Linked DNA regions of Homo sapiens: regions 2, 3, 4, 5, 6 and 7 are each linked to region 1. The links are chromatin contacts, found by Hi-C or POLR2A ChIA-PET in ENCODE. All regions are on one chromosome and are shown on one strand. The core of a region is the stretch at or near the end of the contact, and the rest is flanking DNA. Distances in the headings are between cores, read along the strand shown.

Region 1 (3,369 bases), core at 219-2,718:
ATCTTTGAGGACTGTTCGCCTGACTCATCACCAGGCTGCCACTCAGTAAAAGCCAAGGCACAGTCACCTTTAACAAAATGTACAGATTGCAGGCCAGATTTATGGGACCTCCTGCAGATTGAGGCAATGGATTAAGTGTACTTTATACTTCTCAGGTACATATTAGCAACCAGACGCTCCCATATTCCCTCTGTGTCTCTCCTGGAAAACCACTGATAAAGAACAATAATAAAATTTATTCTAAGCCATGACTGGCTTTTTCTGTCATGTTCACATCCACTTCTTTGTCATCTATTCACTTGGGGCTGCTTCTGAATTAGGGAAGCTGCCTGAACCCACACTCCGATGGCTCTTCAGAACCACCAGCTCAGCTCTGCAGTCCCAGAAGTGCCTCTTAAGTTATCCTGTTCTTTCCTTTGAGATCCTAACTTCCAGCTGGTCAACAACATACCACATTGCTCCCTGTGTTGGAGTGTATGTACGTGTGTGTGTGTTTGTGTATGTGCTAGTTTGCTGGCTAATTGCAAGCTTCATTTTTCTCTCCTGAGAAAGGCAAGATATCTGAGAATGAACACCATTTGTTTTTTTAAGTAATCCTTAGAGCTGAAAGTTGGGAGGCTGGTCGTTTCTGAATGTAGGTCAAATGCTAAACAAGCCGCAACTTCTCTGCAGAGTGTGAGAGTCTTCCTGGTCTGGAAGGATCCCTGAAGATTCTGCTGGATTCTCTGAGACGAGAAAGAGCTTGACTGTGTGTTGTCCTTCCCAGTTCCAGATCAGAGCTGCCTTCCAGCAGGACCTTGGGGATGCCCCACTGTTCTCTGGCATAGAGCTTGATGTCTGCTCTTTCAGCTCACTGGGGTGACACACAGCTCTATTGTTGCCACCGCTACTGGGCCTTTACCAGGCTCCAGATTTTGGCAACGGGAATAATGCAGATGAAAGGAAAAAAGGAGAGGCATAGGGAGCCCTGGGAACAGAAAGGAGAAGGAAGATGATGAGACAAGGGAAGAAGAAATGGAAGTTTTAATGAAGGAAGATGAAAAGGTAATAGGCCAAGGTATGGACATACCAGTTTTATCTATGAAAACTGGGCTGAGTGACACATTTTCATTCCATTTTGTAGAACCCTATAGTGCATTTCCAAGCTCTTTACTGTGACCATGTGAAATACATGAAATTGATGAGTTAGTGTAACCTGTGTTACAAATCCAGCAGTAAAGATATGTGTATGAGATGTTCATGAGATTTCAAAATCACTGTACCTACCTCCTGGGTGAGGCAAACATTTTGAGTCAGTTGAGAGGGATCGCTCATTCACTCTTGCAGCGGGAAGGCAGAGAAGTTTCAGTTTATCTTCTGTTCTGTCTCAATCAGTTGGGTAGAATGAGTGTTTAGCGTGAGGATGAATCAGGTCCCCTCTTGCCAGCAGAGGGGTAAGGTGGTGTGTGGTGGATTGGAGAGGATGTCCTGAGGGCCAGACACCAGCCAGGGCGGGGTTGGGTGACCCGTGGGGTTTATTCTGTGATGTCACAACGGCAGTCAGGGGTCTCCCTGTTGCTCCCTCAGCCTCCTCCCATAAGGATTGGGGGGGGTCATGCTGGGTACCTACCAGTGGCTGGATGTCTTCTGAGGTCGTCCAGATCAGTGCTTATCTTATTGTGCATAAGATTCACCTGGGGAACTTAGTCAAGTGCAGATCCTGACTTAGTCAAGTGCAGAGTCTGGGATGGCTCTCACGTGAGTCCAGCCAGACCACACTGAGTTGTGAGACTCTAGACCAGTGCTGTCAAAGCAAAATGCAATGTGGGCAGCATATGTCATTTAAAATTTTCTGGTAGCCACATTAAAAAAAGTAAATTGGACACACATACTGTGATACAGCAATCATATGTTATACAATACTATGTTTAAAATGTAGCCCTCCCCACACAATAAAGTTGGGTTTAATGAAAAATATTTTATACTACTTTCATTTTAAAATTAAAATTTAGTGAATTCAAATTACATAAAATTAGAAATTCAGTTGCTCAGTTGCACTATCCATATCATAAGGGCTCCACAGCCACACATGGCAAGTAGCTACTGTATTGGATGGCACAACTCAAGGCCATTCCCTGAAAAGGTAACAATGTACAGAAATTACCATTCTAAAGGGCTAGTATCTGGAAACCCAGCAAACATTCACTAACATCATTTTAATGAATACATAATTAGTGTTTGGGGACTGTTAATATGGAGGCATAACTCTCGGAGACTGGAAGAGGGCCTCATCCAGGATTCCAGCTAACAGTCTGGATGGGGCCCTCTGCCCTGTGAAACCTGTCACACTCAGTCCTCCTCTGAGCTTTTGCCAGGGTTCCCCTCACTGGGATCCCTTCCTTCTCCTTGCTGCCCTGCCTAAATCTTACACAACCTCAGGGCACATGATTCCAGTCTCACTACCTTGTGGCTCTAGCCCTCCTTACTCCCCATTTCCTCTTTGCTCATACAGCATGCCTGCTTTGCTTTTGGTGTGTTAGTCTGTTTCTCTCGTGAAATTCTAAGCTGCTTGAGGACAGAATCTGGTTTTTTACTTCTATCGTGCTTAATATAGTGCCAAGGGCATAGTAGCTGCTCAAGAAATATTTATTATTTTATTTAATGACCTAAACTACCTAAGGAAGTATCTAAGAGAGAACATCGGATCTCGAAGTGCCAATAACTTCCCCAATGGAACAACATGCCTTATTTTTGGCACATCTTAAATTGATCAAGATGTCCGTTATAAGTTAATTTATAAATTTAATACAAATAACCATGAGTATTTTAAAAGACCAACACAAGTTGATATTAAAGTTTATATGGGAAAAAAATACACAAGACTAGCTAGGAAAACCCTGAAAAGGAAGAGCTCTGAGGTGGTGCTAGCCCTAATTGATATAAAGCATACTACAAAGCCTCTATGATTAAAACAACATGGCACATGTATACATATGTAACAAACCCGCACGTTGTGCACATGTACGCTAGAACTTAAAGTATATTAAAAAAAACAAAAAAACCAAAAAAAAACAATGTGGTACTGGTGCATGACTAGACAAACAGGCCAATGGAAGAGAACAGAAAGTCTAGAGATAAACACAGCTATGTATAGACTTCCAGTATAGGACAAAGGTGATATCTGTAATCACTGGGGCACAGATGATTTTTTTAAGAAATGTTGTTGGGATAAACTAGATAGCCATTTAGAAAAATATAAATTATATTTATTTAAAAATCATATACAAGAATAAACTCTAGATGGACTAGAGATCTGAATTTTAAAAATGAGATTATGGCCGGATGCTTAATCCCAGCACGTCAGGAGGCCGAGGCAGGAGGATAACTTGA
Region 2 (3,789 bases), core at 671-3,170, 1.2 Mb after region 1:
GGCCTCTGAGGAAGGCAAAGCTTGACCAGAGGGTAGGAGGAACTCAGAGGACAGTGAAAGGAGAGAGGAATAAGGGGTGGGGGGGGAGGGTGGAGATTTCAAGGTGGAGTGAAAAATGCAAAGATCCTAAAATAAAAGCATCTCTAAGAATCAGAGGGCCAGTTTGGATGGCTTGACCTCTACCCTTCTTGAATCCCCTTTGATACTGAACATTTTGGAAAATCCCGTGTAGCATATACTGTGTGCCTTCCCACAATAACTGATGACTCTTAAATCTCACAAAAACAAATTCAACTGATGAATTCACGTCCTTTTAACATACATTTTGAAGATTATCTTAGCCCAAACCGGCACCCACATCCTTCTGAGCGTACTGACTCACTAGACAAAGCCAACCCCTCCCCTCCTGTGTACAAAAATAGCTTTTCCATATCTACTGTTGTAATTGTTTTTTTTCCAGGGCTTTATGCTCTACTGAAACTAAACACTTAAATGAGCAATTTCACTCTGGTTTTAAGCCCAGGGGAAATGACAACGGTTTTGTCTCTGTTTTGAGACTTAGGGGCAAATTTTAAATCGTTAATATATAATTAATCCTATGTAACATCATAGAAACAAAACATCTGATTCTTCTTTCAGTATATTGCACACGTAAAATGCACATGAAACCAGGTTTGGAGAGTGATTCTTAGTAACGTAGCCTTGCATTTGTGCTTCGACATAAAATTGAGACATTCTCAAGAGGCCTTGGGACATGGTGACATGTTGCGCAGTTTGGCCAGCAGAGGGAGACCAGAGAGTCGTGAAGCACGCAACGAAGCCACACCCAGATTAGGGTTATTATCTGTCTCTTCTCTGAATTTTCAAAAAACACAAAAAGAAAATGAGAAATTCTTAAAACAAAGCCCCTTTTTTATTGAAGCAAAATCCACATAACATAAAACTAGCCCTTCTAAAGTGTGCAATTAAGTGGCATCTACCTCATTCACAGTGTTATGGAACCGTCACCTCTATCTAGTTCCAAAACATAAGAAATGTTTAAATTTTCTATAAAGGGAACTTGCAAAAACCCAGGCGTGTCCTATCCTCCTTATTTCGTCACATTCCCAGTTTTGTGTCCACCGGTATTCTGTCAGGAATGGTCCCCACGTGTTCCCCCAACAGCCTTCGTCACTGTACAATTCATAGAATCGGATTCAGGGTTACAATTACAGGTTCGAAAACCAAAAACATCCCAGTTCTTTAGTTCTTCCTCTAGGAATTGCACAGTTGCAATAGACAAGCCAGTATAGGTGACTGTTTTAAAAATTCTACACATACTATGTCATTTATCAGCAAAGAAATGAATAAATTGTTTTAATTTAAATATGGTTACAAAACGGAAATGAACAATGTACTGCACCAAAGCCCTTCAGTCTTTGATGGGAAATTTAAAGTTATTCCCATCCAGAGTGAAAATTAAAGTTATTTCTAGGTTAGGATGCGAGCCAAGATTTTAAGGGCACCATGTCAACTGGTTAGATAACAACTTTGAGGAAAGCAGAACTTAATGTAATAAAAGCAGAAGGTTTACAATCTAAATCCACTTTTTTATTAAAGAATTTAATCTGCTTTATGGGGTCTTGGCCCAGGGAAGGGTAAAAAAAAAATGCCAAACTGGAGAGGCCGGGGGAGGGGAATGGCTGTAGATGACTCTGGGAAAACAGGAGGGAGGGAAACTGAAGCGCGAATGAGGCCGGATCCGCCCTAACAAAGAGGCAGAAACTGTGTCTCAACAGCCACCAAATCCAGTTCAGGGCGGTTTGAGCCAGTTTCTGAGCTGGATTGAGAACAACAGCCTCGGCAGAGACTTCACTAGGGTGAAAGAGAAAATCCAGCATGGACTTCGCAGAAAGAACTGGATTTGGCCTGGACTCGCTGGAGCCTAAAGCTGCTGCCAGTAGTGGCAAAGTCAGATGAAATATAAGGCCTGGAGCGTGGACAGTGGCCTCTTCCAGAAAGAGAAATCACACAGCACTGTCTCTGTGCCATAATCCAGTCCGCATTTTCTGTCTTGCTGCTCCTAATTGTGGCTGGTAAGGGAAAAAGGGCCTCAGGGTATCAGTTTTCAGAGAAAGCTGTCTGCAATGTTGGGGGAGGGGAGGATTATGTGTCTCCTGTAGTTTCATGTGTGTGCCTGGTGGTGGGGGGGGGAATGTGCGAGAGGGTCTGAAGGAGAGGGAACAGCACTTCACACCCTGCAGTTCACACCACCTTTCCAACAGCTTTGCTGTATTGCACAACCTCAAAATACACTGAACATAGGCGTTGTGGGAGCGCCCCACATACAAGTGGCACTTGTACAAGTCATTATCGGACCTCCTTCAGCCCTATGCATGAAATGGCAGTACCCATACCCAATACTGTCAACATTCTCTTTTCATCTGCGTCCAGAAATACATACAAGCCGTACATGCCTTTCTCAACTAAGAGACACAGCAGTATTAGGTAACAATGGAATGATAATCCTGTCCTCCGCTCCCCTCCCCCAAGTGCCAGAACCTCCTAAGATCTGATCAGTCCCACCCTGAAATGGCTCCTCTAACACTGTCTAGTAGACTGAACTGTGGTCTGCAGCTGTGGAGGCTGTGCACTGCCTGTGGCCAAGTTTGGCTCAGAACCTTCCCGAACCAGTACAGCCCTTCCCCACCAAAAATTCCTAGGAGTTGTACACAAAGTCCAGGTCGGCCTGGTGGGACACTGTGTGTGTGTGTAAATTCCCTCTCCCCTAAGTGTCCAAAGATGTTTAGAATCTTCCAGAGGCACTAAATGCCTCCAGACCCAGGGCTTCTCTGACTGAAGTCAGCCCTGGTGCGAGCTGGGGGGCAGGGCATGGAGCTTACGACTCTCCCATGCACAGGCTCAATTATAAGCAGGGCTGTAGGTTTCAGAAATATTCCTAAGAGACTGGGGAAGGGAAAAGGAAGAAGATCAGCTGAAAGATGTGAAAATGCTATTTTATTCCTTTTACCATGGATACATAGATGGAAAATTGGAACACAATCCACTCTACATTATTAATGTGCGAAAATCAAACACACGAAACATGTTGCTGACATTTTCTATTTAATGTTTATTACACAAATAAGTAACTCATGAAGCTCTTCTACGTCCATTTCATTAACTATTAGATCTGGACTGCTGGGGATTCTGATAGGTCTTTTCTTTCTTTAGGATTTGTTTCTTTTTTGGTAGGGAACAATGAATTGCCCCACATGAAGATGCAGTAGGCTGGAGAGGATAACAGTAATAACCGCTGGGTGTGGTGGCTCACGCCTGTAATCCCAGCACTTTGGGAGGCCGAGGGGGGCAGACTGCCTGAGGTCAGGAGTTTGAGACCAGTCTGGCCAAAATGGTGAAACCCCGTCTCTACTAAAAAAAAACACACAAAAACTAGCTGGGCGTCGTGGTGTGCGCCTGTAATCGCAGCTACTCGGGAGGCTGAGGCAGGGGAATTGCTTGAACCAGGGAGGCAGAGGTTGCAGTGAGCCGAGATGCCACCACTGCACTCCATCCTGGGCGACAGAGTGAAACTCTGTCTCAAAAAATAAATAAATAAATAAATTTTAAAAAACAGTAATAACCATAATACTGAGAACTCACTATAAACCAGGCAGTACCAAGTGTTTCCTATCTTAAATTATAACATACACACCGTACATTTCCAAGTTAGGAATTATTGTCCCCATTTTAGAGATGAGGAAAATGAAGTTTGGAATGATTCGGTACTTTACCAACGTTACACATCTA
Region 3 (3,896 bases), core at 259-2,758, 1.1 Mb before region 1:
TGATCCTTTTCATAAAAATGGGATCACGTTACTTCCTACTAAGAGAAGGGAAATGTTATCCGAGAATGTGGGGCTCTCATTCTCGGATATGAGAATGTCTCTGCCAACAATGCCTGGCCTGATCTTACCTACCCCACTTCACCAGGGGCACTCACAGCTAGAATCTGCTGAGAACCCTCAGGCTCTCAATGGGTGTGACTCATCTCTTCCTCTATTCCCTCTCTGTAGAGGTTTTGCCCTGCAGACCAAAGTAGAGCGATCAGAGACTCATTTGTGTAACAAACATTAAGGGTTGTTCCCTGGGCACTGGCAACAAAGGCCAACCCGGCTGGCTCTCTGAGCTCAAGAAATCACAGCATGGCTCAGCGGTGCTCATTGCTGGCTGCCCACTAGAACTATTTGAAGAAACATAAAACTCTGATGCCCAGACCCACCTCAAGGGTTTTGTTTTGTTTTGTTTGTTTTTTGAGACAGAGTCTTGCTCTGTCACCCAGGCTGGAGTGCAGTGGTGTCATCTCAGCTCACTACAACCTCTGCCTCCCAGGTTCAAGGACTCCTCCCACCTCAGCCTCCCAAATAGCTAGGATTACAGGCACACACCACCATGCCTGGCTAATTTTTTGTATTTTTAGTAGAGACAGGATTTCACCATGTTGGCCAGGCTAGTCTTGAACTCCTGACCTCAAGTGATCTGCCCGCCTTGGCCTTTCAGAGTGCTGGGATTACAGGTGTGAGCTACCGCACCCAGCCAAGAGATTGTTTAATCAGCAAAAGGCTGGGCAGGGCAGTGGGGCCTAGGGCGGCACTTGCTATCAGATGTCTGGAGGGCAGGGTTGGCTTTGGCCATAGATGGACCTCGGTTCAAATCCTGGCTGGCCATACCACTTACCAGCTCTAGACCTAGAGCAGGTTAACATCATGAATCTAAACTACTTACCACTTAACAAAGTGAGTGACTATCTATAACTGTTGCCGTTGTTACAAGAAATCCACTTAGTAACTGCACTGAAAGCCCCTCATCCCCAAAAGGCAAGAAATGGGGAACAACCGGGTGACTAAGGAAAACTGCAAGTGAAAGCAGCTGTAATTTCTCTCGCTGTGGTTTGCGGTGCTCAACACTCTTGCTTGGCTGGTTGTCTTGGAGGGTTAATGAGGTCTCTGCTGAGTGTCCTCAGCTTAGCAATGGGCAGTGGGGCTCTGTTCACAGTCTCATCCCGGCCACGTGGCCTCCCGGGTTCAGACACCCTAGGCTGATGCTGTGGTTCCATGTGCCTGAACACGAGCATCCGAACTCATTTCCGGCCTGCCTGTCCCCCCATGCAACGGCTCCTGAAAAAGGGGAACCAAATGCTGCCCATTTCACCCCCATCAATAGCTGACAACGCCTGGGTTCCTGCTCTCCTGACATTCCCACTCATTGTCGTCAGTGGAGCGAGCAGGCAGAGGGGAAGTGAGCTGCCTATCAGCCCCTGCAATCAGAAAAAGAGCCGGGTGCCTTTAAGACGAAGGTGGTGGGCAGCCATCCATCTTCCCTAAACACACACTCGCCTTGTTCTTCCATTTCTGGCTGAGTGATAAAAACGTTAAATGTCATTTCCTGTATCAGTGGTTAACCACTAGATGCTGGATCAGAGATTTACCAGAAGTGCTGAAGTTATGGAAAAAAAATAAATAAACCTGCTGTTTTCAATAACCCTTTCTTGCACCCTGTGGGAACTATGTAACCTCTGGGGAGGGGGCTGCGAGGGGGTCGCTGGATTTGACTTGGGCAACACACTTAGGACTAGATTTACCAAATGCTTTCTTATGCTTCATATAGGAAGTGAAGAGAGACAAAATGTAACCATCCTATACCTGTCCCCAAGTGCGCGTGTGTGTGTGTGTGTGTGTGTGTGTGTGTGTGTGTGTGTGTGTGTAGAAACGCTGGGAAAAGCAGGAGGAAAAATCATCCACGTGCCTTCTTTGCCCACCTCTCTCAGGATATCTTGCAGTCATTTTGGTTTTATTGACCCAGGGTTTTTGCAGAGGACAGTTGCCCTGACTATTCGATTCCCTCAGCTTCCTGCAACAATCAATGTCCTCCAGTGACAAGAAGGCTTCCTGGGGGAAAACATGCTCCCAGGAAACTCCTGAGAGGTGGAGAGCCCAGCTCAATCCTTTGTTGTGTCCTCTTCTTCTTTCAGTTGCTCCATTAAATTAATCAAGAGCTCAGAAAAGGGAAGGCCTGGCTTAGCCCCCAAGGAGAGGTGACTGGACCGACTGCAGCCTGCCCACAGCTGTACTCCAAGCCCAGCCATGCGCTTCTGACCTGAGGTCAACTCCCCACATACAGCTGCCCTGGGCTCCTCCCTGCGGCCTCCCAGGCACTCCCCTCAGTCTGGACATATAAGACTTAGGAGCTGCACTTTGTTCTAGCAATTCCATTTCCTTCCCAGTGCCAGTTGGGATGTGCTGTGCACACCAAGTGCCCCTAGCTCCTCACCTACCTCTGGGATCACTGACAGTCCTGCTTTACCTGGGACCGAAGGGATTCATGGGGCGGCCGGGGCGGGGGAGGGAGGACTTTTGTTTCTAAAACTGGGAAAGTCCCAGGCAAACCGAAATGAATTGGTCACCCCCGCAACAGATACAATGGTTTGCATAGGCACTTGCACGTTCTATGTCAGAACGGTGGCCAAGAAATAAAAAATAATAAATATGATTTAAAAACCAGAAAATAATTTTTAAAAAATTTAATAAACATAAGATAATTTTTTTAATAAAATTAAAAAAAAAAAGAAACTGGCCAAACTTGAGAACAGATCTAGCCAGGGTACTGAGAACTGCAGACGGCATTGCATGGTATAAGAGTTCCCTGGGGAGATAGGACGGAGCGCATCACAGATCTCCCACTGCACCTGGCGCATACCTAGAAGTCATCCTCTCTCAATTCAATAGTTACTAGAGGAGATCTGAAATCAAAGTCAGAATCAGAAGGGAAAAGAGCATGGGAAAACGTACATTCCACTAAATCTCTTGTAGGCCTCTGAAACTGAAACTTCTTTTTCCTTCCTCGCGCCCTTGAGTACCAACACCATCAGCCCCCCTGGTGCCCAGGACACAAAGATTCGAGAGATGCATTGCTCTTTACTCTGCCTCGCTCCCACTTCATTTTATTATTATACCTAGACCTGATTTCCTGCCACCTAGGATCTCTCCTCTCCACTTCCACTTCTATGACTATCCTTCCGCTGTCTCTGCCCTCAAAGACTGGCCTCCATCCTCTCCAACCTCAATTTCATCTGCTCCCTGGCATGTTAGATGCTCCCTACTTTTTCAAATTATATTCGAGAAGTGTTTATTGAATACCTAGATCAGAAGGATGCCAGAGAGGTCGCACCCGGATTTCATATGGCATTGGACATTTCTCATGGATGCCTTTTTGAATGACACCATCTGTAACATCTTACTGACTGAGAAAACCTCCTGGACACTGCCAGCAAAGCTGGGCATGGCCTCCCTTGCTTCCTGGTGCAAATTGCCACTTAGCCCTCATTACATTGCTATGACGACTACTTTCTGTTTCCATCTTGTCTACCAGCTGCGAACCCCAGTGTCTTATTTACCCTGTTTTCCCAGGTCAATCCCAGACCTTGACAGATAGTGGCCATTAAATACATGTAGAAAAGAAGATGGTCTGGAGATGAAAGGGGGAAATATTGGGTGGATGCTATTATACTTCAATGGGTCTGTAGCCATTTGAACATATACATTTCAAAGGCTATTGATTATGGTTGGATCAACCTGGAAGATGATCCCTATTAGAGAACCAAAGGTCTCAGCCCTGGGCCCTATCCTAATGTTTTTACAAACTTCCTGGATAAAGATTAAAAAGGTACCCAAAACAGATTTACAGA
Region 4 (3,788 bases), core at 491-2,990, 1.9 Mb before region 1:
CTGGGAACACAAAATTAATTTTTACAAATTTATCAGTGGCACGTTATTTCTACCAGTCATATAATCAGTAGACTATATAGAAACAGAGGTACTCTAGGGTACCGTACTTGTGCTCTGAATAGCTGCTAGACATGCAGTGCACGGTGCGATGTGTGGTATCTCAACAATGCTTTTCAGAACAAGACTGTAACCTTAAGGTCATGATCAGAAATCACACATTTGAATAATCCATGAATGAAGACGGTGTGTGCGATTAAAAAATACAGTGCTTTCTAGTTAAAATGGGAGATAAGTGAAGGTAATGAAATGTGCACCATTTAAATAACAAAAGTATTGTGGCTATTAGAGATTCACTGTGCTGTTACTCTAATGGTATTAAGAGTTTGGAAGTACAGGCCGGGCGCTGTGGCTCACGCCTGTAATCCCAGCACTTTGGGAGGCTGAGGCGGGCAGATCACGAGGTCAGGAGATCGAGACCATCCTGGCTAACACGGTGAAACCCCATCTCTACCAAAAAATACAAAAAATTAGCCGGGCATGGTGGCGGGCGCCTGTAGTCCCAGCTACTCAGGAGGCTGAGGCAGGAGAATGGCGTGAACCCGGGAGGCGGAGCTTGCAGTGAGCCGAGATCGCGCCACTGCACTCCAGCCTGGGCGACAGAGCGAGACTCCCGTCTCAAAAACAACAACAAAAAAAGAGTTTGGAAGTACAGAGTAGTATTCCAGCTCTTGGAGCCTAGCCACAGGTTTCACAGATGCATCTCCATGCAGAAATGGCTGAAGCTTCCACAGCTAATCTGAACTTTTTAAGGGTTTACATGGCTGGGAATATAATTTTGTATGTATGTCCTTATGTATATACGCGTGTGTGTCCACTAGTTTTTTGCTTGAATGTTTATCATTCCTGTCACTTGCAATTTAAATATTCCTAATAAATAGAAAAATCCAAAGACTAAGATTGTGATCCTTTTTATGTCTATGGTATATTATGAATACAGAGACCTTGTGCTTTTATTGGCGTAGGAATCATCTTGCCCTAATATTAATATTATGAAATCAAAAGGGTAAGATTCCTAACATCCCACATAACACAGCAGACAAACTAAAGTTTTAATCTAGCTTTGGCCCTTACAAATTTTGTGCCCTACGGCAAGTTACATCTCGCTTAGATTTTTTCATTTTAAAGTGGAACTATCTGCATGGATGTTCGTACATGCTATATAACACATCCTATTCCAGAGCCACCTACCATCAGTTGAGCTCTAAATGGTAAATGCCACAGTGAGAAGCAGACAGGAAGGGGCGGAGCGCCAGCGGCGCCCGGGGCTACGCGCCGCACTGCACCGAGCGGCGGCAGCGGCAAGCTTGGGTGTGAGCCCGGGAGCCGCTTTGCTTACCGTCCTGCCGGTCCCAGCCGTCGCTAGGAGGTCCGCGGGCCCTGCGGCAACCCTCGCTACAGACGCTGGGCGGGCGGCGACACCTGGCTCATGGCCCCCGCGGCGGCTCCGTCCTCCTTGGCCGTCAGGGCCTCAAGCCCCGCCGCGACACCCACCTCGTACGGCGTCTTCTGCAAGGGGCTCTCCCGCACCCTGCTCGCCTTCTTCGAGCTGGCCTGGCAGCTGCGCATGAACTTCCCGTACTTCTACGTCGCGGGCTCGGTGATCCTCAACATCCGATTGCAGGTACATATTTAGAGCCATGACTAAGCTAACGGCCTCCGGGGCCAGCATGATGGCCGACTCCCAGGGTCCGTTGCGGCGCGGCGGAGCAGCCAATGGCGAGCCCCACAGTCTCGCGAGAGTGCTCAGGCGCTCTTCGTGGCTGCCCTCTTAGCTGCTAGCGGAGCTCCTCAGGGGGCGGCCGGGAGCCTACAATCCCTAGAAAGAGAATACGCTGTTCCGGAAACAGAACTGCAGTTAAGACCCTCGAAAACATCTAAGAAAGTGTGCATCCTAAAACACCTGACGAATTTCAGAATGTGACAAAGCGCAGAGGATGCATTATTTCAAAACAAAACAGAAGGCTAAAATTTGCAGGAAAAAGAAAATCAGTAAACCGGGAATCCTCGGACTGGATTGTAAGCAAGATTTCAATGAATAAGAAGCTGAAGGTATTAAGGCTGTGATATAGAAGGTACATATTTCATCCCACAAGAGAAAACAATAATAATCAGAAATTTTCGGTGAAAAAAACGCAAAACTGTACAGGAAAATCATCCTCCAAGTACCAGACATAAAATGCTGCAAGCTTTTGAACTAATGGCGAGAGTGTAAGAAAATGGGCTCTACTTCAGTGATCCTGTGGCAGGACGTGGATCAAGACTTGGAACCGCAGAAAACGAAATCCCATAGTAGCACAAAGCTTGGCTGTTCAGTGAATAACATTTAAATAATCGTAAAATACAAATGTTGTTTATGGTTTTTATTGTTTAAGGGCATACTTAATTATGGTTACAAAGTGGAGTGCAAATGTTATTTACCATGTTTTAAAAATACAGCCGGAAAATACAAGTGGGAATGTTGAAGGAGGGCGGGGGAAGTAAATGGAATGGGGGTTATGTCCTTATAAAGTGGAAACTTGAAAGGTACTGTCTGTTGTTGAGTGGGGAAAGACATTTTTATTACTTACAGGGTAGCCATAAAGTTTCTAAAACGGTAATATATTAAAGAGGGAGAGTGGTAGGGGAGAACAGTATGAAGTCAACAGGAAATGGCTAAAGATGGAGAGCTCAGGTAGAATAGTTTAAAAAATGAAAATTGATAGAGTACCTGGTGTATTTGAATACAGCCTAGAGAGCTTTCATTTTCCAAAGAGTGTGGGGATAAATTAGTGAATGCATATTTTTCAAAATTAAGAAAACAGAACATATAATTTTGAACGCTGAGAAAAATAAAAATTTAAAAACTACACTGTATACACGGTATACCTCAACTGTGAATAATAGTAGTCATGTAAAGTCAGTCATAATTATGTAAATACTGAATACTGATTTTACAACAAATGATTCTATAACGCTGGGAGGATGGGAGAAAAGAGATGTGTGTGTGTGTAATGGTGGTGAGCCAATCAAGATCTGATATAGAAAAATGCAGAAAAAGGAGTATACACATGTTTTCTTCGGATTAAAAAAACTAATAATAAATCACCAAGAGTGGTAAAGTTTTAAATCAAGATCTGATATAGAAAAGTGCAGAAAAAGTAGTATACGCATTTTTTTTTTCAGGAAAAAATTAACTAATAAACCACTAAGAGGGGTAAAGTGTTAAAATAGTTGCATTGTTCTATATTCCACTCATTGTGTCCAGCAAACAGTGTTCTATGGCTTTAAGTAGTAAGCATCTTGCCCCGTCCAACACCATGTCTGGCCTAGGGTAATTGTTCTTTCTAGTCTTTATTCTTTGTCTCCAGCCAAACTCCATTTGGGCACATTCTCCTATAGCCTTTTCTACCTGAAGATACTCTGTGTTTTAAAGCTAAGCTTAGGTGGCGCTTTTTCCATTAAATTTTTCCTGGATTCCACTGACCATATAGGAGCTCACTTCTTTTAATCCATAAGGCCATTTTCATAGGTTGCCTTATTTTTCCCTAATCGTGCATCAACTGTCTGTTTTATATACCCAAGACAGGTTTCCTAGACTGCGATAAGCCAAAACATTTTAGTCTAAAATATCAGAAGTGTAGTTTAATCAATGAAATAGTAATACCAAGGGATTTAGAATCGTGGACATCACTGTTTCCCAGAGCACTGATGTCCCAATTTGTAACACAAAAGACTGTCTAGTCTTAATC
Region 5 (3,627 bases), core at 228-2,727, 1.3 Mb after region 1:
CCTGACCTCATGGTCTGCCCGCCTCGGCCTCCCAAAGTGCTGGGATTACAGGCGTGAGCCACTGCACCCGGCCCTAGGTGATATTTCTAAAGGCCACCTTATATTTTAAGTAAATTGAATGGTTCCAGTTATAAAAATAAGTATTAACAACCCTATTCTAATTTCTTATTAGTTACAAAAATTTCTTGTTCAGTTTTCTGTCTTCTTCACTAGAGTACAGATTTCTTGAGGACAGGCACCTAACAGATCTACAACACAGTGATTGCTAAATAAATACTGAACCAATACATTCATATAATGAGAAGTTACATAAAAAAACAATAACCACACGGTACCATCTAATATTATTTTCAGGCTATTCTTGCCTTGCAAAACATATGTACTTTTATTCTTTTTTTTTTTTTTTTTTTTTGATAAGGGGTCTTGCTCTGTAGCCCAGGCTGGAGTGCAGTGGTGAGATCTTCGCTCACTGCAATCTCGGCCTCCCAGGTCCCAGTTCAAGCAACTCTCCTGCCTCAGCCTCCTGAGTAGTTGGGATTACAGGCACGCACCACCATGCCTAGCTAATTTTTGTAATTTTAGTAGAGACGGGGTTTCACTATGTTGGCCAGGCTGGTCTTGATCTCCTGACCTCAGGTGATCCACCCCCCCTCAGACTTCCAAAGTGCTGGGATTACAGGCCTGAGCCACGGCACCTGGCCAAAACATATGTACATTTATTCTATCATTTAGTGCTTCCAACCTAGTTCAACTATAGTCATGATTGCCATTATACAGGTGAGAAAACTGAGTAACACACTTATTCCGAGGAACCGGCAAGGAAGCTGCAGTAGTTGAACTTGAACCCAGATCTCTTAACCAGTAAGGCAGTGACTTGTCCACTACCTCCTGTGGAATTCATTAAAGGCCGACTCCCAGCATGAAATTGAATAAATGGGATGAATACAACTTCTGGTGAGAGAGTATGATAAAAAGTGCTTGCTCTGTTACCAAGCAACTGAAAGAAAGTATGTTTTTTTCATTCCTTCATTATTAATACAATTCAAAGTACATTCTGTGAATTTAAAACATAAATGATGAATAAATCAACATACTCCTGGCTTTTATGAAAATCTTTCCCTCTGCTCTTTAAACTCTCACCTACCTCCTTCCTTCTTTCTTTTCTAAGCCTCATAGAGGGCGCTCACAAAGTGCTACTTATTGATTGAGGAAGATCCACTCAAAAAACACACCTCACACTGCAACTGAGAGACGCAGCGCCACCACCTCGGGCTTCCTTCTCTTTTCCACGCAGGAGGCGGGGCCAATGTCCCTCATTCAAATAAAAAACCAGAATTTGCATGGGGAATGGCTAGTCCTTGAGCTTATTGGCTGATAGCACAGTGGGCGGGGTACATAGCACGACCCCCCGGAGCCCCGCCCATATTAATTTGCATAACGGCCCCGGCGCGTGCAAGGGAGAAGCGGGTTTGTTTTTGAATCTGCGGAGGCGGCGGCGGTGGCAGCGGCGGCGCGGCGACTGAAGCGCGCGAAAAGCTGAGGCGGCAACGTCGGGGACGGCTGCGCGGGACGGCTCTGTAGGAAGGAACTTGGTTCCCCCTCCCTCAGCTTCCGCCCCAAAAGGTATATGTGAATCCCAGGGGCTGTTAAAACCACATTTTCTTAAATTACTATTGTATTTCTGAAGAGTCAAGACCGCATTATGGCGGCTGCGGGAGTTGTGTCTGCGCCTGCGCGGTTGCGGAGCTGCGGGCGGCGCTGCATGGGAGCACGTGATCTTGCGGGGTCGGGCTCTAGCTGCAGTTGTGCAGCTGGCGGGGCGGTGGCTGCGCAAGCGCAATATTCATTTTCAAGATCTAATGTTCTTGTTGGACGCCATTTGGGTTCTAGATTTAATTTTCCTCGTTCTTGAGGGGTTTCTTTGTGTTAACCTTAAATTCTCACAATTTTCAAGAAAAACATTACTCTAATGTTGTACTCCTGGGCCGACCTCAAGCTCTTCTCTGTTTTTTCGATTTTTTGAAAAATTGTGGACTTAATTTTCTGTAAAAATGATTTTCATTTGTGGTTCTTGATTATAATTTCAGTTTTAAAGTATTACTGGATTCAGGTTTATATTTACGGTGGTAAAGATCAGCACCTAGTGGTGTTCTCACGGGAAGTGCATTTATTTGAACTGCATATTTGCAAATACATTTTTAACCCTATTTTTACCTGTTCTGTTATGGATGTGTGGAATGTTTACAAAACAGAAACAATTTTAGTTTTGGGAATATTGGGGGAACGGGAATAGTGGAAGAAATTACAGTATAATCGAAAATGAAATCTCAATCTGAGGATTATTTTGGTTTTAAATGTTTGATCCTAAGTAAATAAAGTTTTAATTTTAATCAGTTTGTATGTTTCTGGGCATTTGAATTTTACATGTTTTAAGTTTCTTAGGTGACTTGTTCATTACTGCTTCAGCTAGATTATTGTTACTTTTGAAATTAATCAACTCATTTTCTTAGCATTTTTGTTTGCTATGATATGTAAGCTATAACATTTATTTGGTAAATTTTTCTGATGAAGAATTCTAGAAAGAACATCCATTACCCTGAGGCCTCTTTGAAGAAAGTGGACCATTAATAAAAAAAATCTGTTTTTTTCTTTTAAACACTGTACTGTATGCATGTGTGTAAGATACAGTTGTGTTTGATTTTTTAATTGTAAGTGTGCTCCTGGTTTTATTAATAGTTTTTTAGGGAAGGTAATTATAAATATGCTACTGATTAGTTTAAAATGGTAGTGTCAACTATAGTTAAATCTTATGTAACACAATTGGGGGAAGTTATATAAGATTTGATATGATTCTCCCGTTGTGCAAATTCTTTCTTACTAAGCAAAGAAACTTGCAAATGTTTTCCATAGACTTCATTTGTGGTTCATATATACAACAACTGGTTTCTTGGTTGGTTATAACTCTTTAAGTTTGAATCAGTCTACTGTCAAATGAAGACGTGCCTCTTGCTTTATAATCTCGGTTAATTTAGGGAAATTTTTATTGCCTAAAACAAATACCATTAGTAAATATTACCTAGATGTAATTGAAAGTAATACTTTTGGTTGGTGGATTTTTAAATGACGTCACATATGAGATAGAATGGAGGTAGGAAAGATTCTTCTTTTTTTCTCAAGAGAATATTTGACCTGATGTAATTCTTGGATCTCTGAGGTCTTCTACACAGAAGTATATTTAGAGAGCAGTTGTGTAATTTTCTCCCTTTTATGTTTCTGGAGTGGTTACCTAGCAGCCCCTTTCTACCACATGCTATTTCAGGCATTTTCGAGTTGAACATACACATAAATATTTCGGTTAACAAAAGAACTTTGATCTTTGATCTTAGGGCATGGTACACTTTACATTTCCAGAAAAATGAAATAGTTTGGTGTATATAAGCGTATGTTTTCATTTGAATATACAGATGATTGCTTTTTAGGTTAATATTGAAGGTAGTAAGAGGTATTTGAAAATGCTCTTGAATATGAAGAACATATTTATTGATGGGACGATTTTGCTGTCATGTTTCTTACAAGGCAGATATAATCATGTAAACTTAATAAGATTAATTAATTGCCTGAACACCA
Region 6 (3,356 bases), core at 797-3,296, 1.7 Mb after region 1:
AGTTCTTTAACCCCTGGGGCTGGGAAACTCCCTTAGAGTGACTTCAGCCCACCGCACCAAGGAAGCTATATGACTTCTTCATGTTTAGAATAGCTAGAGCAAGACCAAGCGTGGTGGCTCACGCCTGAAATGCCAGCACTTTGGGAGGCGGAGGCGGGTGAATCACTTGAGGCCAGGAGTTCAAGACCAGCCTGGCCAACATGGTGAAACCCCGTATCTACCAAAAAAAAAAAAAATACAAAAATTAGCCAGGCGTGGTGGCGCAGGCCTGTAATCCCAGCTACTCCGGAAGCTGAGGCAGGTGAATCGCTTGAACCCGGGAGGCGGAGGCGAGATCGTGCCACTGCACTCCAGCCTCGGTGGCAGAGCTAGACTTGGTCTCGAAAAGAAAGGAAAAAAGAAAAGGTAGAGAAGGGGCAGATTAGTTAACGCGGCATGGATCACACCGCATCCTGGGGTGCCAAGCCTAATGAGAAGTTAGGAAGGACAGAGCCAGGAGTAGAGCGAGGCTGTTATACGGAGCTTTACCGGAGGCCGGGGCGACCCCTACGGCCTGGACGCAGGCTGATCACCAGGTCTTCCGCCCCCTACCCTCGCCTACTGGAAAGTGCGCTTAACTGGTAGCACCAGCCCCACCTTTCTCCAAGACCCTCACTACACCCCGGGAGTACCGGGTAGGACCACGCGCTTGGTAATCCCACAGCTGTCTCTCTTACATTCTCACTGAACTTATTAGAACCTAACCCGCCACCCGTTTCCCTTCTAGACCCCCAGGCTGCTCTGAACAGGGCCTTTACTCGGAAGCCAGGGCTTACCTCCCGGCTGCGATAGGGTTATTTGTGATGGGCATGACACTGCTCGGAGCGGGGGATTCCCGGCAACTTGGCGACCTGCAGGTGATCTGGCCTTTCATGCCGGCGTGACCCCCACTGCCTGCCTGCCAACTCCACGCCCGCCGCCAGGTGGCCGAGCAGGACGCTACCCGCTTGGCGTAGGCAACTTTACGCAGCTGGCTAAGAGGGAATCGCAGGGTGTCGCGAGTTTCGCCCGGCCGCCTTAATCTCAGCATCTGAGCTTGGTCACCTCTCACTCAACGTCAGCGATTAAGTAAAATAGTACCCAGTAAGACTACGCGCCACACTAGAGCTGCATTCAGCTTTCGGGCTTGCAGGTAGCGGCGTGCTGCGACCTCCCATTTCCTGCGACTTAGCAAGCCCTGCACACGCACGAACCGCCCTTGACGCGTGACGCTCACCCCTGAAGGCCAGCAGGAAGTCACCTAAGCCCTGATTTACATGGAAGCCATCCGATACGTGCTTATGGGCCAACGACTCGGCCGCTTAGAAGACCATGACCAGTTCTAACACTAGGGCTTTGTACAAGCACTCTTCTAAACAAAATCCGGTGTCTGGATTTTGGGAGGTCACTACTGCGTTGCGCGGCACCTCCAGGGTCGTACCTAAGCACAGGCGGAACCCCCTCCTTGAGGTCTAGTTCTCCCCGTGCCCGCCAAGTCTAATCCCGAGCAGATGCTCGGGCCGCGAATATCCCATTTCCGGTATCCGGAAGGCGACATCAAAGGGTTGATATTTACCCGTTATCTAGGAAGTGTTAACAGCTCTTTCTGTGACAGTTTGGGGGCCCTGAAAAGGGCCTTTTGGAGTCTGTAGAGAAGCTGTGGGGACAGCTCAACCGCCGAAACCATAAAGGGTGCGACCCTGGCGTTTCAGCGCGTACACCACATCCATGGCCGTGACGGTCTTGCGCTTGGCGTGCTCCGTGTAAGTCACCGCGTCACGGATCACGTTCTCCAGGAAGACTTTGAGGACTCCCCGGGTCTCCTCGTAGATGAGACCAGAAATGCGCTTGACGCCCCCACGTCGGGCGAGACGGCGAATCGCCGGCTTTGTAATGCCTTGGATATTGTCCCGCAGCACCTTCCGGTGGCGCTTGGCGCCTCCCTTACCCAGCCCCTTGCCACCTTTACCTCGCCCAGACATTCTGAAATCACAGCGCCTACTCAGCAGAAAATCGGGCTGCCCACTGTGATTGCCAGTCGCAGACCAGGGCTTATAGTCTCTCGATGCGGACCTGTTTGAAAACATCAAAAAAGTGGGCGGAGCTCTAGGCCCCACCTCTGGAGACATGCTATAGTTGTTAAGTCCAGGAAGCAGTCAGCGAAACCAGCCTGATTTTTTTGTTGTTTGCTCTTTTGGGAAAATTTTTTCTGATGTTTGGAGAAAGGTTCATGGTGATACGTTTTAAAGTTAAAACAGTATGAGCTAAAAGAATTTATATTGCCTTTTCTCAGCGCTTAAATAAAAGTAGGCCAGATCCTATGCACGTTCCTTGTTCTGTCCCTCCCTCCTTCTGTTTTTTCAAACGGAATTCCTGACTTACTATGAAACTCTATAAAAACCTGAAAAGCTTTACATCCGAGATTTCAAAGCAATTACTTAAAATTTAAAATTTTTCACACGTGGGTCTTCTGAAGACATAGTAGGGGGAGAGGACTTTTTTCTCTTTTACGGCCCTGCAGATAATTAAAATTCTTTCAATTGAAAAAAGAAAGTGCAGCTTCCCGTCCCCCACCTACACTCCACCCCCACCTCCCCCCGACCCCCGCCATTCCCCTTTCAGCTGCTTCTGCGCAATTTGCAGGTTTTCCTGCCCTGCAAGAGCCTGTGTGCTTTTCAACCAAGTAACTTCCTGTGGTTATTTAGTTGAAATATTGTCAATGTCTTATGTCATTCAAATCTCAGGTTCTCATCTCACATTTTCCACTTAAAAATTCAAAGTTCTTGTAAAACAATGGATGCCACAATCATGACTTGGAATAATGATTTCTACTGCAAATCCCCTCAGGAGGTTCTGAATCCCTTCCTTTCTCAAGAGAATCCCTGAACAAAAACGAAAGTTTCTGTAAGGTGTCACCGCTCTTCAAAGGTGTCAGGACCCTGTCTTCTCTAAAGGTTTTACTGTGTTAAAAAGCAGCTGTTATTTAGAGGATGAGTCATAAGTCTTTCCCAGGTAGTTAATTAGGATTCTGAGCAATGAATTTTAGTAAGTGGGGCTTCTTTGTCCCTGGTCTTGAAGATAAGCCTTTACAGCAGGAAGACTTTATGGTAAAATTTTGTTATATTTATAAATGCCTATAGTTTACATTTGTTTCAATCCATGCCCATCTTCATAACCCAAAAGGTATTTATTTTTCTTTTACTTTTTGTTAAAGATAAAAGAGTTGGAACACTGTCTTGAATGGCTGGAAAAAGTCCTGAATGGTCGAACTTCACTCATGATTTTAATATTTGACTCAGAGGGAAGAGGAAAAGTCTATCAGATCTTGAAGAGATAAG
Region 7 (3,390 bases), core at 523-3,022, 1.5 Mb before region 1:
TCCCAGCTACTCGGGAGGCTGAAGCAGGAGAATGACGTGAACCCGGGAGGCGGAGCTTCCAGTGAGCCGATATCGTACCACTGCACTCCAGCCTGGGCGACATAGCAGACTCCGTCTTAAAAAAAAAAAAAAAAAAGCAAAAGAATACAGAAAATTGTTAAAGGGGAGAAGGGGGTGGTCAAAGGCAGAGGAGTCGGTGTGGACAAGACAGAGATCTCTTGGAGAGAGGGCAGGACTACCAGTTGACAAAACCTGTTCAGGTTCCTGGAGGCTCACAACCACCAGTTCCCATCATCCCAGCAACAGCACTCTTTCCCACCCTAGCCTCGTTCGTAATGATCTGATCAATGTGTGAACAAAAATATTGTGTGTACAAGTCTCAACACATTTGATAATGTGAAGAGGTGAAGGAAAGTGGGTAGGAAAAATCTGTAGGGTGGGGAGACTCGGGGAAATGTGTCCTGGTCCAGTGCAGGTAACATATATGGGTATATATGCGTATATACATATTTATACCATATTTAATATATTACTCTATTAAGAAATTATAACAAATTTCCTTTTACATTACACATCCACATATTAAACCCCCAATATGTGCTAACAAGGTTAGAATTTAAGTATAATGATAATGTTCTCAGTTTTTTGTGGTGGACACTTTAAGAGAGTGTAAATAATAATAAAAATAATAGAGTGATCAGATCACTTGTGCTCAGGGCTAGACCCTTCAGCCCCAACGGCCTTAACCCCCCTCAACTGCTTTTCCAACCAAATATTCCTCCCCCTGCAGGATCCCAGGGCCATCCAATCAACCGGCCAATGACGGTTTCAGAGAAGCGGTCCTGGGGAGGGGTATTATCTGCAGGAACACGTCCTGCCAACTTTGTAGTCGAGTCACCTATTTCGGTTGGTAGCGGCCGCTATTTCTTTAAAAGGGCAGTGGATTTCGAAACAGGAGGGGGAGGTCAGGAAAAGGAACTCAGCTGCCTTTGATAACTGCCCTGCAGCCTTCCCTTCCCGGAGCGCGTGCTCGGCTCGGGAAGCGCCCGCGGCCGCCGCATCCCCGAGCGGGCGCGTGGCGCCACCTCTTTCCGGGGCGCCCACCTTCCCCGGGAATCCCCCCGCCCGACGGTCCCCCAGCGTCTGCGGCGCGGCCGCCCCGGCTTTGTCTCCGGCGTCGCGCTCGGGCGCCCGCTCTCCCCACATTTCCCCGTGTGCAGGCTGTAACCCGATCTCCCATTTCCTGGTGGATTCTCTTAAAGAGGCAGCGGTCGAGAAGCAGAACAAAGGCTATTGTTTTATTTCCTCCTTCGGATTCCGCGTCCTAACCGGAATGGCCCTTCATAGATAATTACTTTCGTTGCATCTGCGCTTAGTGAAACGTTTCAAAACCCTTGTGCACATCGATGTATCCAAGAGACGGAGCCAGGGGAGGTGGGAGGAGTTTAATAAAACCTGTTTTGTGGTGTCTGGGGCCACAATGTAACGTTTTTTAAAGGTGTCTTCCTTAAGCCCGGAAATTGGCTCGGCCAGCGGGAGGTCTCGCGGCGTGGAGGGCGGGCGCCCGCACCGGGGGCCGGCCTGGGGGGCTGCGCCGCTCGCCCCGCTCGCAGCCGCGGCCCCACGCGGCCCCGCTACCCGGGTTTCCTCCGCCCGCGCCCCCGCGGCCGCCCCTCCCCCGCGCAGCTTTTATTTCCCCGATGCCGGGCTGTAACCCGAGCTTTTATTTCCTGGTGGCTCCTTTAAGAGGCAGAGCTCAGTGCTGGGAATTCACGTCAGTTTCTGCACTGAAACTCTCAAGATCAATGAGCAAAGAGCTTTCTCAGTTCTGCCTTTCAGTTTCTCTCTTCCAGGAAGGAAAACATTCGAGAGAGCGAGGGAGAGCCGCGGGAGGGCGGGGGGCGGGGGCGCCGGCTGCGGGTGGGAGGAGAGACCGGGAGGCCGGCCGGGCTGCGTCCCGGGTCCCCGCGCCGCGCCGCGACCTGCAGACCCCGCCGCCGCGCTCGGGCCCGTCTCCCACGCCCCCGCCGCCCCGCGCGCCCAACTCCGCCGGCCGCCCCGCCCCGCCCCGCGCGCTCCAGACCCCCGGGGCGGCTGCCGGGAGAGATGCTGGAAGAAACTTCTTAAATGACCGCGTCTGGCTGGCCGTGGAGCCTTTCTGGGTTGGGGAGAGGAAAGGAAAGTGGAAAAAACCTGAGAACTTCCTGATCTCTCTCGCTGTGAGACATGTCTGAGACTCCTGCTCAGTGTAGCATTAAGGTAAAAATCTTCTCCCCTCCTTCTACGTGGTGGAAACCCTGAGCTGCACCGGCCAGGGCAGTCGTGCTGGGCTCCTCAGAGCAGGCTGTTGCAGTTGCTCTGTTCGCAGGAAATTATTTGGGGCGAGAGGGAAAGAGATGCAGCTCGCGGTGGCTGCTGTACCCTTTAGCGTAACCTTGCTACTCCCCCCCACCGCCGAGCCCCTGCCGGCTCCTCGGCCCCCACCCCCTTGCTTTTTGACAATGAAATGCCGGTCACAATTGGTCAGAGCAACCCGGATTGTCTCCAGAACCGTAAAACACCCCCGTAATTAGTGCGCTTAAAAAAAAAAAAAACAAAAAACAAAAAAAAAAAACCTGCTCCCTATTCCTACACCCAACATGTGACTGAAATATAACTTTTGTTCCCGAGGGGTGGTCGTCTTAGAAAAAAAGTTGTTCAGTTTCCACTGCGATAGAATCTTTTTATTTTTTTAAAGGACTCTCTGGGTCTGATCAGACAGGATTTTTTTCCCCCTCGTCTGATTGTAATTGCAAGCGCTGTCGGAGAGACAGTCCTGGTGTCAGCTTTTCCTAGGCATTGCACAATGAATTTTTTTTTAAAACCAAGGTGAATAAAGTTGCTGAATAGTTATTTTACTCCGATCCATATGAAAGTTGAGCAATCCCAAAGTAGAAAACTCCTGTGATGGAGGGAGAGGAAGAACTAAGCAACCAGGCAAAATGACCTTCTGTGTTTGACAGTGCAGAGAGGCTATCTAAGCAGCACTCTGTAAATGCAGGGCGGTAGATGTTTGTAAACACACTGCTGGGCTACCCAGTAGTTGTGTGTATGCATGTCTATATATCTGTAAAGACTGTGGTGCTGCGGTTTGTTGCTTCTAAAAAGTTGTTGTAAAGTTTGCCACCATTGGGAGGCAGGATGATTTATCCATCTACCCGTGTTATTTTTCCCATCGCTGCATTTATTGTACACTTTATTCATTTCGCTGTTCCACCAGTACCCAGGTAGAAAGCCTTCCGCTCTTGTGAGAGGCTGAAGCTGCTGAAGTTTGTTTTTGGTTTGGCCTATTTAATGTGTGTTCACTGAATGGACACTACAGCAACAATGAACAAATAACCTGTTTTCTTC

What was found. Hi-C counts contacts between places; a loop is a spot of excess contacts on that map. ChIA-PET counts read pairs that join two places held with the same protein, here RNA polymerase II (POLR2A). Pooled maps may share reads with other maps.
Region 2: a pooled map shows a loop between it and region 1 (10-fold over the local background). The contact joins the enhancer-like site here to the promoter of GSG1 in region 1. A Hi-C loop is called at or near these places in 5 of 50 pooled maps.
Region 3: a loop to region 1 is called in a map of naive thymus-derived CD4-positive, alpha-beta T cell, with 33 times the contacts of the local background. The contact joins the enhancer-like site here to the promoter of GSG1 in region 1. A Hi-C loop is called at or near these places in 1 of 168 maps with a recorded cell type or tissue (naive thymus-derived CD4-positive, alpha-beta T cell) and 5 of 50 pooled maps. POLR2A ChIA-PET finds 5 or more read pairs at or near these places in 2 of 52 experiments (B cell and T-cell).
Region 4: a loop to region 1 is called in a map of CD8-positive, alpha-beta T cell, with 15 times the contacts of the local background. The contact joins the promoter of PRH1-TAS2R14 here to the promoter of GSG1 in region 1. A Hi-C loop is called at or near these places in 2 of 168 maps with a recorded cell type or tissue (CD8-positive, alpha-beta T cell and naive thymus-derived CD4-positive, alpha-beta T cell) and 11 of 50 pooled maps.
Region 5: a loop to region 1 is called in a map of naive thymus-derived CD4-positive, alpha-beta T cell, with 10 times the contacts of the local background. The contact joins the promoter of ATF7IP here to the promoter of GSG1 in region 1. A Hi-C loop is called at or near these places in 1 of 168 maps with a recorded cell type or tissue (naive thymus-derived CD4-positive, alpha-beta T cell) and 10 of 50 pooled maps. POLR2A ChIA-PET finds 5 or more read pairs at or near these places in 1 of 52 experiments (MCF 10A).
Region 6: a loop to region 1 is called in a map of natural killer cell, with 20 times the contacts of the local background. The contact joins the promoter of H4C16 here to the promoter of GSG1 in region 1. A Hi-C loop is called at or near these places in 4 of 168 maps with a recorded cell type or tissue (CD8-positive, alpha-beta T cell, ascending aorta, naive thymus-derived CD4-positive, alpha-beta T cell and 1 more) and 14 of 50 pooled maps. POLR2A ChIA-PET finds 5 or more read pairs at or near these places in 1 of 52 experiments (HEK293).
Region 7: a loop to region 1 is called in a map of naive thymus-derived CD4-positive, alpha-beta T cell, with 21 times the contacts of the local background. The contact joins the promoter of ETV6 here to the promoter of GSG1 in region 1. A Hi-C loop is called at or near these places in 1 of 168 maps with a recorded cell type or tissue (naive thymus-derived CD4-positive, alpha-beta T cell), 2 of 37 single-sample maps with no recorded cell type and 7 of 50 pooled maps.

What each region holds. Positions count from the first base shown.
Region 1 is chr12:13,102,199-13,105,567 of GRCh38, forward strand. It overlaps GSG1 (germ cell associated 1), which reads right to left and starts at 1,469. Exons shown (of 7, transcript NM_001080555.4): 1 at 1,267-1,469. The coding sequence starts at 1,314. LOC105369666 (a long non-coding RNA gene) reads left to right here. Exons shown (of 2, transcript XR_931369.3): 2 at 1-248.
Region 2 is chr12:14,255,936-14,259,724 of GRCh38, forward strand. No RefSeq gene overlaps it. Among named protein-coding and RNA genes, the nearest start is that of ATF7IP, 110 kb to the right of the region's middle. RefSeq lists a cis regulatory region at 1,535-2,464. Within about 2 kb of position 1,921, at least 40 of the 41 ENCODE cell types and tissues checked have a DNase peak (open chromatin) inside an H3K27ac peak, as active enhancers do.
Region 3 is chr12:12,009,208-12,013,103 of GRCh38, forward strand. No RefSeq gene overlaps it. Among named protein-coding and RNA genes, the nearest start is that of BCL2L14, 60 kb to the right of the region's middle. RefSeq lists enhancers at 146-1,026, 921-1,040, 1,027-1,907, 1,061-1,110, 2,271-2,420 and 2 more. Within about 2 kb of position 1,509, at least 21 of the 41 ENCODE cell types and tissues checked have a DNase peak (open chromatin) inside an H3K27ac peak, as active enhancers do.
Region 4 is chr12:11,169,871-11,173,658 of GRCh38, forward strand. PRH1-TAS2R14 (PRH1-TAS2R14 readthrough) reads right to left here and starts at 1,741. Exons shown (of 5, transcript NM_001316893.2): 1 at 1,552-1,741. It overlaps SMIM10L1 (small integral membrane protein 10 like 1), which reads left to right and starts at 1,324. Exons shown (of 1, transcript NM_001271592.2): 1 at 1,324-3,788. The coding sequence starts at 1,487. The coding sequence ends at 1,693. PRH1-PRR4 (PRH1-PRR4 readthrough) reads right to left here and starts at 1,755. Exons shown (of 10, transcript NR_037918.2): 1 at 1,552-1,755. It also overlaps a transcript of PRH1 not described here.
Region 5 is chr12:14,364,205-14,367,831 of GRCh38, forward strand. ATF7IP (activating transcription factor 7 interacting protein) reads left to right here and starts at 1,478. Exons shown (of 15, transcript NM_018179.5): 1 at 1,478-1,623. It overlaps LOC124902884 (a long non-coding RNA gene), which reads right to left and starts at 2,986. Exons shown (of 2, transcript XR_007063220.1): 1 at 1,145-2,986. RefSeq lists enhancers at 1,059-1,876, 1,108-1,167, 1,638-1,697, 3,054-3,193.
Region 6 is chr12:14,769,085-14,772,440 of GRCh38, forward strand. H4C16 (H4 histone 16) reads right to left here and starts at 2,047. Exons shown (of 1, transcript NM_175054.2): 1 at 1,636-2,047. The coding sequence starts at 2,000. The coding sequence ends at 1,689. LOC105369669 reads right to left here and starts at 1,573. Exons shown (of 3, transcript XM_047429947.1): 1 at 816-1,573. The coding sequence starts at 1,069. RefSeq lists enhancers at 673-1,268, 1,269-1,865, 1,530-1,859.
Region 7 is chr12:11,647,902-11,651,291 of GRCh38, forward strand. It overlaps ETV6 (ETS variant transcription factor 6), which reads left to right and starts at 1,773. Exons shown (of 8, transcript NM_001987.5): 1 at 1,773-2,259. The coding sequence starts at 2,227. RefSeq lists an enhancer at 676-775 and silencers at 956-1,195, 1,486-1,695, 1,906-1,955, 1,966-2,125.